Regions from separate parts of the Homo sapiens genome. Here region 2 is linked to region 1. A link is a contact called in ENCODE Hi-C or POLR2A ChIA-PET data. All regions are on one chromosome and are shown on one strand. The core of a region is the stretch at or near the end of the contact, and the rest is flanking DNA. Distances in the headings are between cores, read along the strand shown.

Region 1 (6,453 bases), core at 2,652-5,151:
CTAGCTGGGCTTGGTGGCAGATGCCTGTAATCCCAGCTACTCGGGAGGCTGAGACAGGAGAATTGCTTGAACCCAGGAGGCGGAGGTTGCAGTGAGCCAAGATTGCACCACTTCACTCCAGCCTGGGTGACAGAGCGAGACTCCATCTCAAAAAAAAAAAAAAAGAAAGAAAGAAACCAATATTCTGACCTCTGGAGATGAACAGTCAGGTGTGATCAAAAACAAGACTCGTGAGTCCAAATACTGAAACCAAGGTGCAAATGTTCACCTGCTGTGTCAGTTTGAGTACTACAGGAAACAGAAGCCAAGATGGAATTAGAAGTATAAGATATATTAGGGGAAATGCCTATGAAGGAAAAAGGGAAGCGAGAGCAAGAGCAGGTGGTAAGGGTCTGAGACCACAAGGAAGTTCTGACACCTGTCAAGGAAGAGAAGGAAGGAAGGAAGATTGGGTAGGAAGAGTATCTGATTGCAGCAAGGCTTTGAGGAAATCTGGGCCAAGTCGATGGGAAGCCCAGGTCAATGATTGCCCGGTGAAGGAGTCCAGCACTGGGCAGAAATGGCCTGGCTCCAGCACACCTTTCTCAGTCATTGCTGGGAATAGCCCTACAGAGAGTATGCCGTTGGCATAAATGATCCCAGAGGAAGACAGCAGGAAGCTGTCAGTCAACCACACTCCTTGCAACTGGTTCTCTTGAAAGTAGGTCTGAATGGTGCTTTTCCATGGCTGCCATACCCATGTACCATGAATTAAACTCCCCCAAGGGAACTCTAGGGAGGTGACCGCATGAAATAAGCAGTCAGTGTCCATTGTCTACACTGCTTCTCACAACACACATCATTAACATAACTGAGTATATATGTATATATATATTTTTTTTGAGATGAGTTTCGTATGCGATCTCAGCTCACTGCAACCTCCACCTCCCGGGTTCAAGCGATTCTCCTGCCTCAGCCCCCCGAGTAACTGGGATTACAGGCATGCGCCACCACGCCCAGCTAATTTTGTATTTTTAGTAGAGACAGGGTTTCTTCATATTGGTCAGGCTGGTCTCGAACTCCCGACCTCCGGTGATCCACCCACCTTGGCCTCTCAAAGTGCTGGGATTACAGGCGTGAGCCACCACATCCGGCCTTTTTTTTTTTTTTTTCCTTCAAAACGTGTGTTGGTTTGGCCTTACTAAAAGTGTCAGCTCATTTAGTAAAAAATATATGTTTTCCTGAAGAAGAGTGGGTGGAGCATTTTCTCATTTATTTTTCTACCATGAACATATTTGAATTGCCACAAAGAAGTTACTATGGAAACTGCTCTCGAACTTGCAAGATAAAAGGTAAAAATGGAACACTTTGTTGAAATGCAAATAGTCTCTGGAGATCACTTTTTAACAAAGTCTCCGGGTCTGATTTTTCTGAGTCCTTTAAAGGCTCTCTTGAATTAGAAGCGGACAGGCAGATTTTTTGGCTTTACATTCCAGATGGCTCCAGCTGACTGTGCAAATGTCACAGGTGACAACTCTAGGATGGGTCTAGACGTATGCAAACTTGGTTTTGGAATGAGCAAAGAGGCTGACAGTGCCCTGCTGTGAACACCCAAACAGGCCCAGGGGAGGGAAGGTGGTTGTTTCTGGGCCAGGCCCGTTCTGCAGGTGTACTCTGGACTCACTTGTTTGAAAGTTAACTTGCTGAGCTCTTATTTATGCAAAGTAGTTTCTCTTTCTTATCTCCTCTGGCCACATTCCATCTCTGGGATCTTGAGCTGGATAGTCTTTTCAACAAAAAAACACAAACTTCTTATTTGAAAGCCCTATTCCTCTACCCATCTCTGCTCATCTTTACCTGCCTCTCCCCACCCACCTCTCCAACTCACTTCATATCAGCCCAAGTACTCCTACCATTACAAAGCTCTGAGATAACTTTGGATTTCTGCTTGTTGTAATTTTCTGCCTGTCAATTCCTTCAACCTTGCTTCTTTCTCTTGGGGCCTCAATCCGAAAGCCTTACTGAAACTTTTTTCAAAGCTGCTTTCGGTAATTAAGTGAATGCAACTTGGAGAGGGTTTCCTGTAGTCTCAGCTACTTGAGAGACTGAGGTGGGAGGATTGCTTGAGCCCAGGAGTTTCAGATCAGCTGGGGCAACAGAGTGAGACCTCCAGCTCAAAAAAAAAAAAAAAGAAAAAGAAAAAGAAAATAGAAAAGAGGTGGTTTCACTTGAGGGACCAGGGTCCGAGGTTGTTTATTTGGGATTATTGTTACCTAGCTTCATGACTAGCAACCATCAATTTCACTTCTTTGTGAATTGGAGTCTTTATTTGATCCTTTCGAGGGATCCTTCCATTTCAACCTCCTAAGTAGCTGGCCTCACAAGAGTGTGCCCCAACGCCTGGCTTTTTTTTTTTTTTTTTTTTTTTTTTTAAAGACTGGGCTGGCAGGGGGATCTCACTTTGCTGCCCAGGCTGGTCTCAAACTCCTGGGCTCAAGTGATCCTCCTGCCTTGGCCTCCCAGCCTCCCAAAATGCTGGGATAACAGGCGTGAGCCACTGTGCCTGGCCTGTAATGAACTATTGTAGAACCTAAGATTGGCCTTTTAAGACGTCTTTTCAGGCTTTTGCATTTCTGACAAACGGATGACCCCACCCAGACCAGCCACTCCTCTGCTGGCCCTCCATCAAGAAGCCGATTCAGCAAAGGAGAACCATTTTCCATACTCCTCTGATTGCATCCCTAACCAATCAGCAGCACCCATGCCCTAACCCTCTGCTCACCAAACTATCTTTGAAAAACTCTAGCTTCCAAATGTTCAGGAAGATTGATTTGAGTAATAACTCTGTCTCTCAAGTGGCATGGCCAGCCTCATGTCAAACTCTTCACTGCAATGACTTGGTCGCAGTGAATTGACTTTATCTGTAAAGTGGGCAGAAAGAACCCGCTAAGCAATTACACTATATGCAATTATCTTAAATGTTTCCTTGATTATTATATGTTTCTTCCAATTACGTTTGAATTCCAAGAGAGCTGGGTCTTTAACTATATTCCCCACTTCTGGAACATACAAGATGCTCAATAAATATTTGTAGAATGAAAAGAACTGTAAAATTTCAGCAGATGGATCAAATGAAACTTAAGGTTGCTTGTAGCTTTAACATGAGCATTGATAAAAATGAGTAAGTAGAGAAGGAAGTGATGACAACCATTGCAACAAAGCAATGGAAGCAATGTGCATATTTATCCTTAAAAAACACAAACCTGTCATATGTATGTGTATGTGTGCGTGTATATATAATGTTGGCTTTTTAGTTTCCCGTGGAGTGTGAACTGAGTTTCTGAGGTTTATAGTAAAGCATTTAACAAGGATTTCAGGTAGTTGTCTAAATATAAAACATTGTATCATAGAATTAGAGCGGAAAAGGATTTAGAATACAAGTTCTTCAATTTTACAGGGGTGGAAACTAAGGCCTAGAGATCTAAGTGTACTTGGGCATTGGGAAATAAATACAGCGATGTGTCTGTCGATGAGGAATGCGTATGCCAATCATACTTCTGTATAATCATTACTAATAACATAGTAATACTGCCTTACATTTGAAAAGTGTTTGAGTGTGACTAGACCCTGCACCAGTGGTTCTGAAACTTGAGCGTGATCAGAATCACCTAGAGGATTTGTAAAAGCACAGATCGCTGGGCCCCACCTCCAAAATTTCTGGCTCGGTAGGTCTGGGGCCGGGGACTGGGAAAGCTTAAGAGAAACCATCCCAACTCCTCTCAGCTCTCCCAACTCAACCTCTCAGCTCTCCCAACTCAACCGGCCGAGCTCGGCACTCAGGGAAAACTACAAGTCCCGGCGTGCCCCGCGCGCAGCGGCGGAAAGTCGGACACTTCCGCTCCACGCAGCGCCTGTGCTGCCGCGTCTCGACGTGTCACCGGCGGCGCCGCTGCTGTGGCAAAGGAAGGAGCTGACTGGGGGAGTTCGAGGCGGCGGGCGGCGGTGACCCCGGCCTGGAACTGCCCCGGTACGGAAGTGTTCCGGGGTCCGTGGGGAGCAGGAGAGGGAGGCGGCGGACCGTCCCGCGCGGGGCACGATGTTGAACATGTGGAAGGTGCGCGAGCTGGTGGACAAAGCGTGAGTATCGGGGGGCAGTTGTGGCCGAGGCCCACGTGGGGGAGGGGGGAGGGGGAGAAGGAGCTGGCCTTGGGCTAGGGGTTGCCCACGTCACGCCCCCTGGCTCTGCCAGCCCCATCATGGCGGCGGCCCGCTCCTTCCCGGCCCCGGGCCTCATCCCCGCTGGCGAGGCTGGGGAGGGACCCTCCCTCGTTTTAAAAAAAAACATCCTCTTGGCCACCCTTCTCTCCTTTCCAGGCCTTCCCGTCCCTTCCCCTATTCCAACCCCTGGGTGCCGACGCTTTGGTCATAAGGGGCGGGTTGTTTGGCGCTGGGTCACTGCCCTGGCCGGAGGACTGTCTTGGCCCCAGGCCGTGGGCTTTGCCTCCTGGGGAGCAGGGAAGGTTTGGGGGTGGGGGGCACAATGCACTGGTTCCCTGTGTCCCTCAAGGTGTAGTACGGAGAGACCTTAGACCTGGTTGGGGTGTGTCTTTTATCTTCCTTGCCTCCTCTTAATTCCTAATGAACCTGAAGTGTTGGAGTGGGTGGTAGTAGTGTAACAAGTGGCTATTGTGGTCAGCCTGAAGTTACTCAAGAAGACACTCATCCTTTGCTTTTCTAACACTAGTGAAAGTAGATCACTATATGACTTCTTGCGATTTTTTCTTCTGTTTCTTTTTCCACTACACATCATTTTTGGTGTGCTACTTGTTCCATTCGATTAAATTAAGAGGTCATTAAGAAATGTCCTCTTAAGGAAAAAAACAACCCAGGTTTATATCCTGTTGATCTGCTTTTAAAAGCAGGTAAAACGACCAGTACGTAGTTGATTTCCTTTAAGACTGAAATAACTTTAGTCTCTTACTTGCACAAGGAAAACCTTAACTTTTAAAATGAGTATATCAGGTATAACAGTGGTTAAGTAAGGTCTTCTAGGCCAGCAGGAAATAAAGTTTAAGAATTTAAGCAGTCCTCTTCCTTTGGGGCTTTAATGATTATGCAATAAGTGTGGTGAGAAAAACAGTTGATTTGTGCCACCCACCTAACCTAAAATCAGGAAGTATAGATAGCAAACTGTTTTCTTGACACCAGGAAACAAAGTAATTTCCAGTGCCTTGTCTGATACATCAGATAGAACTTAGAGCTTGACCATATTTTTATATTTTCTGTGCTACCAAGAAGGCAATAGAGTGCCTAAGGAGCACAGGTTTCAGAACCTGCAAAGCTGGGTTCAAGCTTTATAACCTTGGGGAAGTTACTTATCCTCACAGTGCCCTAGTTTTCTCTGGTACAAAATGAAAATGCAACGATACCTACCTTAGAATGTTGTTGTGAGGCTTAAGGGTTAAGGGATTGTATTGCATATAAAGCCCTTAACAGAATATGTTTATATTAGTGTACTTTTGAAACTAGCAAATGTTTTGCATTTAGAGTGAAATAAACCTCTTTAAGAAAGAAGCTTCAAGTTTGAAAAGTGATTTGCTTTAATAATTTTCCTTTATAACAACTCATTTGGCTATTAAGGCTTCAGCTATTTATTTCGGACTATTTAGCTATTTATATATTCTTTGCTTTTGCTTACCGAAGATGAAATAAACTAGATCTTTTCCAGATCTAGGTTCATTGGCATTTTTTTAGTATATTGTGTAAAGATTAGGATATCAACTTAAATAGTTTTTTAAAGGCCAAAAGAAGACTAAAAGCTACCTTTTTTTTTTTTTTTTTTGATGGGGTCTCATTCTTTTGTGTGTTCATAACTCACTGCACCCTCCAACTCCTGGGCTCAAGTGATCCTCCCACCTCAGCCTCCCAAGTGGCCAGGACTACAGGCATGCATCACCGTGCCTGGCACTGCCTCCTTATTTCTCAGTCAGAGGTCAGAAGAATAAAACCATTAAGAAACACCTTGTTCTCTTAGAGGACCAAATTTGTGGTACTCAAAAATTTGAAGAGGCTGTACATTGTTCGTAAGACAGAAATCGAGGCAATATTCCTACTATTGTTGTACCTTTCATATTTGCTTATCACACTTGTTACTAATCTTCACGTGCTTTAGGTTAAATTTGCCATGTAAGTAGTTATCTAAAGGAAAAGCTATTGTTGAAAAATATTATCTATCTTTTTACTACCCAATTTAGGATGTAGACTTGAACCAAATTATTCAAGAACATAGAAGAATGTTGTCACCAAAGACTTTTTAAGGCTTTTGTGGGTGTCTGACACATATTAAGATTAGAACATGAGGTTGATTTACTGATGAGTACTCGGGATTTTAATTTTCATCTTTTCACTGGCAAGAAGAGAAGAAATTCTTCCCCCCAAATGTAAGCATCTTACAGAACCGTGGATCTGTTAGAC
Region 2 (6,453 bases), core at 1,199-3,698, 3.1 Mb after region 1:
ACTAAACCCATAACCCTGGCCAGTACACAGCCAGATAAAAAGATTTAAAAGTGTTTTCACTATTGTCTTCTTCTCAAAAGATCCTAAGGCTGCCGACCTTTGAAACAAAAACTACCCAGAGGTTCCAGATGTGAAGGTCTGAGGAGCAAGAACTTGGTTCAACCAACAGGTAGAAAGCACATGGGTGATTCAAACTCATCAGGTCACAGTAAAAAGATCTGGTAAGAGGCAGAGAGAAGCTAGAATTAAAACTGAGGGACCTGTGCATGAAAGGTGAGAAAAGGCTGAGCTATTCAAAGAAAGCCTTCAGGACCCAGAGTGGGTGACTAGAAGGACTACCAGATTTCAGGCCTGAACACTGCCAGGAAAATTAGGAAGACCAAATGCTTATTTGGGGACTGGTATCATCTCCTGGAGATTGGCATCTGAAAAGGCTGTTTACCAGAGAGCTAAGAACTACTACCTTGAGAACAAGGTAATCTGTTGGGTTTAGGGGCTGTATTACATTCACACTCACCCATCTGCTACCATACACTTGGCCGTTAGGTCGACCTCCTTCGGGTAGACCTCCCAGACCTCAAGTGTGGTGAAGCACCCTGCTATGTGCTCCCACGGTATTGTAAATGTTAAATGGGCTGGTTACTTATCTGCCCCTCCCCTGGGGGCAGGGACCACAGGGCTGCTTTCACAGCAGTACCCCAGTGTCTAGCTCAGGGCCTGGCAACACAGCAGACACTTGTTTAATGAATAGCGACTTCACACCAGAAGAGGCTTTGCTTGTCAAGTGCTAATTCCTGAGGTTATAGCCTCAACCCTTAGCCTTCAGCTGGGGCCCTCCCAAATACAGAGAAATTGCTAGTGTCCTAGAAACTGCTGGCTCCCAGAGGAACGCAGGCCCTAGCCCAGCTTTGACTCACAGGCAACCCAACTGCCTGATATCAGTGCTGCGCCTCAGTCCAGAATGCAACACTCACCAGTTGTATAACCCTTGGGAGCATTACCTACCATTCTACCCCAGCGTCACCCTCCTTACTAATATTGGGTCTACAGGTGTGAGAACAGAAAGACAGATCTCAACCACTGAGATTTCTCACCAAAGCACAAGAAATGCTAGCAGCAAATCGCAGATGCACGAATTACACGTGTAAATAATATGTAGTGAGCATTTACTAGATACCACACACTGTTCTAAACTCTGGGCATGGATTCTCTTAATCTTGATCGTGTTGAATTAGTTTCTTTCATTGGTCCCATTTTAAAACGAGGAACCCAAGACACATGGTGGAAAGGTTATTTGCCAAGATAACAGCCAGCAAAGAGAGGAACAGGATTTGGAGCCAAGCAGTCTGACTCTAAAACCTGTGCTCTTAACCACTAAAAGGAGGTGGAAGAGAAGCTAAGGGGTATAAGTTACAACCTTATTGTAGCCAACAGGACAGTTTCTCAATAGCAGGGATGCCTGGGCATCATTCTACATACTGGGGAAAACCAAAGCCTGTTGCAGGGAAGCCTAAGCTAACAGCTGGACAAGTGGCACCTCGGTGGTTGGAAGTGCCTAGTTTCCCTACCCAGAGAGGCAAGGGAAACTACCACCAAGCACACCCAGTTTGAGTCTAACTCCAGCACTCTGGCACTGGCAGCACTATGAAGAAAGAGACATTCCTTCCAGACCCACCTCCCAGTTCCTCTCAGTTCTCCCAGAGGCTGCTCAGGGGGATCCAGCTGACATGGATTGTGCCCCACCCTCAGCCCCCAGATATAAGGAAGGCCACCACTATCTCCCTAAGCCTGTGTCCAGGGACCCTGACTGTGGAAGGCAGCAATACCATCTGAAGGGAGGGTGAGGCAGGCAGGAAAGAGTGCCTGGGTTATACTACCCACCTGTGCCTGTCCCTCCCAGGCCAGCCTGGGGACAGATTAACTGAAAAGCCTGGCTACTTTCAGCTGTCATTCATCCTGGGGATGGGGTGGAGTCATAGAGGGGAGCCTGGAGACCCACAGGCCTTTCCTCCCATACTGACTGACCCCAGGACCCCCTAAGCAGGAACATTCTTCTATGGAGTAAAGAGAATGCCATGTTAGCCCTCCTCACCTTGGTCACCAGCTGCTGCTGTCGGTACCATCTCTCAGAGGCCTCTCTGCCCAGTCCTCCCACCCAAATTTCCCTAGACCTGCGGATGAAATGCAGGAGGGGCTGGAAGGGCATTCTTAGGGAGAGGAGTGGGCAGAGAAAGGGAAGGAGAGAAATGTTCAGGTCAGATCATCTTGAGTTCCCACTGAAAGGAAGCTGCAGACCACCAGTCAGCTCAGGAATGCAGAGTCTGCATCCCCTTGGCCCGGGAGGAGGAGCAAGGGTGGGCCAGGCTCCAGTCACATGATGCTGGCCAGCCTGGCCCAGCCCAGGCCCAGCCCCAGCTGACTATCTTTAGCCTGTGGTGACCCAGGTGGCCCAGTGCTCCCACTCTCCCCGCCCAGATGTGGACCCAGCCACCCTCGGGTGGCTGTGGCCACTCCCACTGCTGGTACCAGTCCCTGAAATCTTGCTTCAAAGCTGATCAATAATCAACACAGCTGAAATATATCAGCGGCCACTAAAGCTCCTGGCCTCCAAGTGCCAGCTCCCTAACCCAGCCTTTTCTAAAGAGCACATTTGGTTCTAGTTAGAACAGTAATAATAATCACCTTTTACTGCATAAAGACTAGGTACCAAAAACTGACCTAAGTTGCTGTGTATGATTTTACTTAATTATCTCAAAAAGACACAATTATTCCAGTTGTCCAGAAAATGAAACTGAAGGAAGGGACTCGCCCAAGGTCACAATGTTGAAGAGCAAGATGACTGACTCCTCAGATCTAGTCATAGATCTCAATATAAATTCTCCTCAGGAGGCTTCCTGACTGCCCAATGTAAAGTGCCACAAAACCAGCAACTCTGGATCAAGTTCTAACTCAGTCTACAATTTAAGATCTTCAGGGTACTCACTACCGCCTGAAATGGTTGCATCTGTGTGTATCTCAACTCCACTAGACTGCAATCAATTACTGAGAGCTTACTACAGAGGTGTCCAATCTTTTGCCTTCCCTGAGCCACAATGGAAGAATTAATGTCTTGGGCCACACGTAAAACACACTAACACTAATGATAGCTGATGAACCTAAAAAACAAAAATTGCAAGAAAATCTCAATGTTTTAAGAAAGTACAAATTTGTGTCAGGACGCATTCAAAGCCGTCCTTTGGACAAGCTTGCCTTACAATGTCTTTGCATGATGCCAAAGTTTTTTACATGTAGTAGCTCATTTATTTTTCCGTTTTTTTTTTCCTTTTTTTTGAGACGGAGTCTCACTCTTGTCACCCAGGCTGGAGTGCAATGGCGCCATCTCGGCTCACTGCAAGCTCCGCCTCCCAGGATCACGCCATTCTCCTGCCTCAGCCTCCCGAGTAGCTGGGATTACAGGTGTGTGTCACCATGCCCAGCTAATTTTTTTGTATTTTTAGTAGAGACAGGGTTTCACCATATTAGCCAGGATGGTCTCGATCTCCTGACTCGTGATCCGCCCGCCTCGGCCTCCCAAAGTGCTGGGATTACAGGCGTGAGCCCAGAAGGTAGGTATGATGATGATTCCCAGTTAAACAAATGAGCTATGCACAATCAGCTTGCGGGGCTCCCTTGGGCTTTCCTAGGCCCTGGACTTCAGAAGCCAATCGTCTCAGACAGGTTGCTAGGCACACACAACTACACGCACACCTGACTCCATTACCCTGATGTGGGAGGCTGCCAAGCTCAGAGGTTTTCTTCCTGTCCTTGGTGGTCAGCCACCACCTCAGGTAACACAAACTCATTTTTTTATTTTTTGAGACGGAGTCTCACTCTGTCACCTAGGCTGGAGTGCAGTGGGTGTGGCACAATCTAGGCTCACTGCCACCTCCACCTCCCAAGTTCAAGCAATTCTCCTGCCTCAGCCTCCCGAGTAGCTGGGACTACAGGCGCGAGCCACCAAGCCTGTCTAATTTTTTGTATTTTCAGTAGAGATGGGGTTTCACCATGTTGGCCAGGCTGGTCTTGAACTCCTGACCTCAAGTGATCCACCCGCCTCAGCCTCCCAAGGTACTGGGATTACAGGTATGGGCCACCGTGGCCGGCCCACAAACTCATTTTTATTGTCCTTCCAATCTTAGGGCATCCTTTGTTGGAAGAGGCTTCTGAATCCCCAAAAAATTACTTTGGATTATTCCCATTATTGGAGTGGAGAGGGTGATCCCAGACCAAGTCAGGGCTGGAAAGACTTGAGAATCTCATTGTACATACAGAAAAACTGAGGACCAGGAGAGGCCAAAGTCACCAGTGATTTGCTGTAGAGCTGGCACTGGAACATCAAGTTCTTGTCTCCCAATCTAGAGCTCTTTGGCAAACCAGGAAGCCAATATCTGCTCCTCAACAAAATACACTCTGTGCCCAACTATATCCACTCACAGGGTCAGGGCAGGGCCTTAGGGACCCAAAGTGTCACAGGAACTGTTCCCCAAAATTACCGATACTGTCAAGAAAAACTACTCACATGGAACTGAAACACATGACCACAGGGGAGGGTGCTTTGAAGTGGCTCTGAGAGGGGCCCCATTTCCAATCCCTTTTTTCCTCTTTGAGCCCTGCCAGGGAAGGCTGAATGTCTCAGCTCCCTCTGGAAGACTTAGTGGGCCCTGGAGATCTTTTTCTCACTGTCTGTCTGTCCTGAGAGGCAGGCTGGGCACATTTGGTAGCCTGAAAATTCCACAGCAGTGGGAGGGACTTTCCAGGGAGGGTCATCCCAAAAGCAGATAGGAAGCTGGAGTTCTCGAGTAGCAACTAGTTCCCCCAATCCAGGCCAGCCTGGCCAGGCAGCCTTGCTTCCCAGGAGCTGCTAATTTGCCTCTCTCGGTGAGTTCAGGATGGCCTACAGGCTCCTTCAGTGTCATATGCTACAACCCAACTGGGAAAGAGTTAAGCCCTGGGATGCTATGAACATGGAGACAGGACAGGCTCAGCAGCCAGGGTGCTGCCCCACCTGCAGACTCCCCACCCCTGCACACGGATGCTCTCAAGGCACCAGCACACCCCTTTAGAGAATGTAGAGGGGGGCTGGGCACAGTGGCTCATGCCTGTAATCTCAGCACTTTGGGAGGCCGAGGCAGGCGGATCACCTGAGGTCAGGAGTCCGAGACCAGACTGACCAACATGGAGAAACCCCGTCTCTACTAAAAATACAAAATTAGCCAGGTGTGGTGGCGCATGCCTGTAATCCCAGTTACTCGGGAGGCTTAGGCAGGAGAATCGCTTGAATCCGGGAGGTGGAGGTTGCGGTGAGCCGAGATTGCGCCACTGCACTCCAGTCTGGGCAACAACAGCAAAACTCTATCTCAAAAAAAAAAAAAAAAAAAAGAGAGAATGTAGAGGGGGTCCGACCCCTACCCCAAAGCCACCCTACCAACAATTTACTATGCCACGGAGTTAAGAGACAGGTTAGAGCAGCAGTTAACAGCGTGGACTTTGGAGTCCATTCTTGGATGTACTAACCAAGAGCCATCATCAATTAAGTAACTCACAAGGCCAGGGGCAGATGAGTCAAAACTGAGCAATCTCTCATGTAGCTTGTAACTTGATAGGCATTAACTGGGCCACACATCAATGAGAGCCAAGCAACTAGGTTCATGAGGAGGCAAAATGACAGCTTACCGAGATGATCCCAGGAGTCAGACTTAACCTCTCACTTTCCTGAACTATTAATGGGGTCCATGACAGCTAGCTCACAGGATTAACAGATTAAATGAAGTAATAGTACCATAAATGCATGGTAATTATTTTTCATTTCTTTGGGGCAATTCTTGAACCTGACTGGTGCCCAAAAAAAGGTGGGGTAAGCGGGGAGAGAATATGGTTGCCAGATTTAGCAAATAGCAATTCAGGACACTCTGTTAAATCTAAATTTCAGATAAACAGTAATTTTATAGACTAAATATGTCCCATGCAATACTGGGACATACTTATACTAAATATTTGATTTATCTAAAATTCAAATTTAACTGGGTGTCCCCTGTATTTTTAGTTTGTTAGAACTGGACACCATAGTTAGGAAAGACTATTGCCCCATGTTCCAAACTGAAAGTGGAAGAGTGACCAGAGCCCTGGGCTAGAAGTCAAGAGACTGGTTGACAGTCCTGGCGCAGACACCAGAGCTCTTGCTATGGATGCTTGGCAAGAACTACCCTCCAGTGTCTTCAGTCTCTCTATTCAGAGGCCTGTGGTAGGGGTGGGCAGAATCCTATCATCCACAGTCCTTCCAGTTCTAACATCTTGTGATTTTGTCCTTATACCCATTGATCTCCATAAATGCAGCCGGCTTTCCAGGATAAGCTATTAAGATTTTTGGCATGCATTCGAATTATCATGTGAGGAGCTTGTCAAAACGTAGATTCC

Evidence for each region. A loop is a pair of places that touch in the nucleus more often than their neighbours do. ChIA-PET counts read pairs that join two places held with the same protein, here RNA polymerase II (POLR2A).
Region 2: a loop to region 1 is called in a map with no recorded cell type, with 5 times the contacts of the local background. The contact joins the enhancer-like site here to the promoter of CLINT1 in region 1. A Hi-C loop is called at or near these places in 1 of 37 single-sample maps with no recorded cell type. POLR2A ChIA-PET finds 5 or more read pairs at or near these places in 1 of 52 experiments (K562).

Annotation. Positions count from the first base shown.
Region 1 is chr5:157,856,593-157,863,045 of GRCh38, reverse strand. CLINT1 (clathrin interactor 1) reads left to right here and starts at 3,901. Exons shown (of 12, transcript NM_014666.4): 1 at 3,901-4,116. The coding sequence starts at 4,076. RefSeq lists enhancers at 3,613-3,852, 3,690-4,271.
Region 2 is chr5:154,778,471-154,784,923 of GRCh38, reverse strand. All of the region lies in intron 1 of LARP1 (La ribonucleoprotein 1, translational regulator), which reads right to left. Among named protein-coding and RNA genes, the nearest start is that of LARP1, 26 kb to the right of the region's middle. RefSeq lists enhancers at 165-224, 435-654, 675-934, 2,536-2,635, 2,313-2,939. Within about 2 kb of position 2,448, at least 7 of the 41 ENCODE cell types and tissues checked have a DNase peak (open chromatin) inside an H3K27ac peak, as active enhancers do.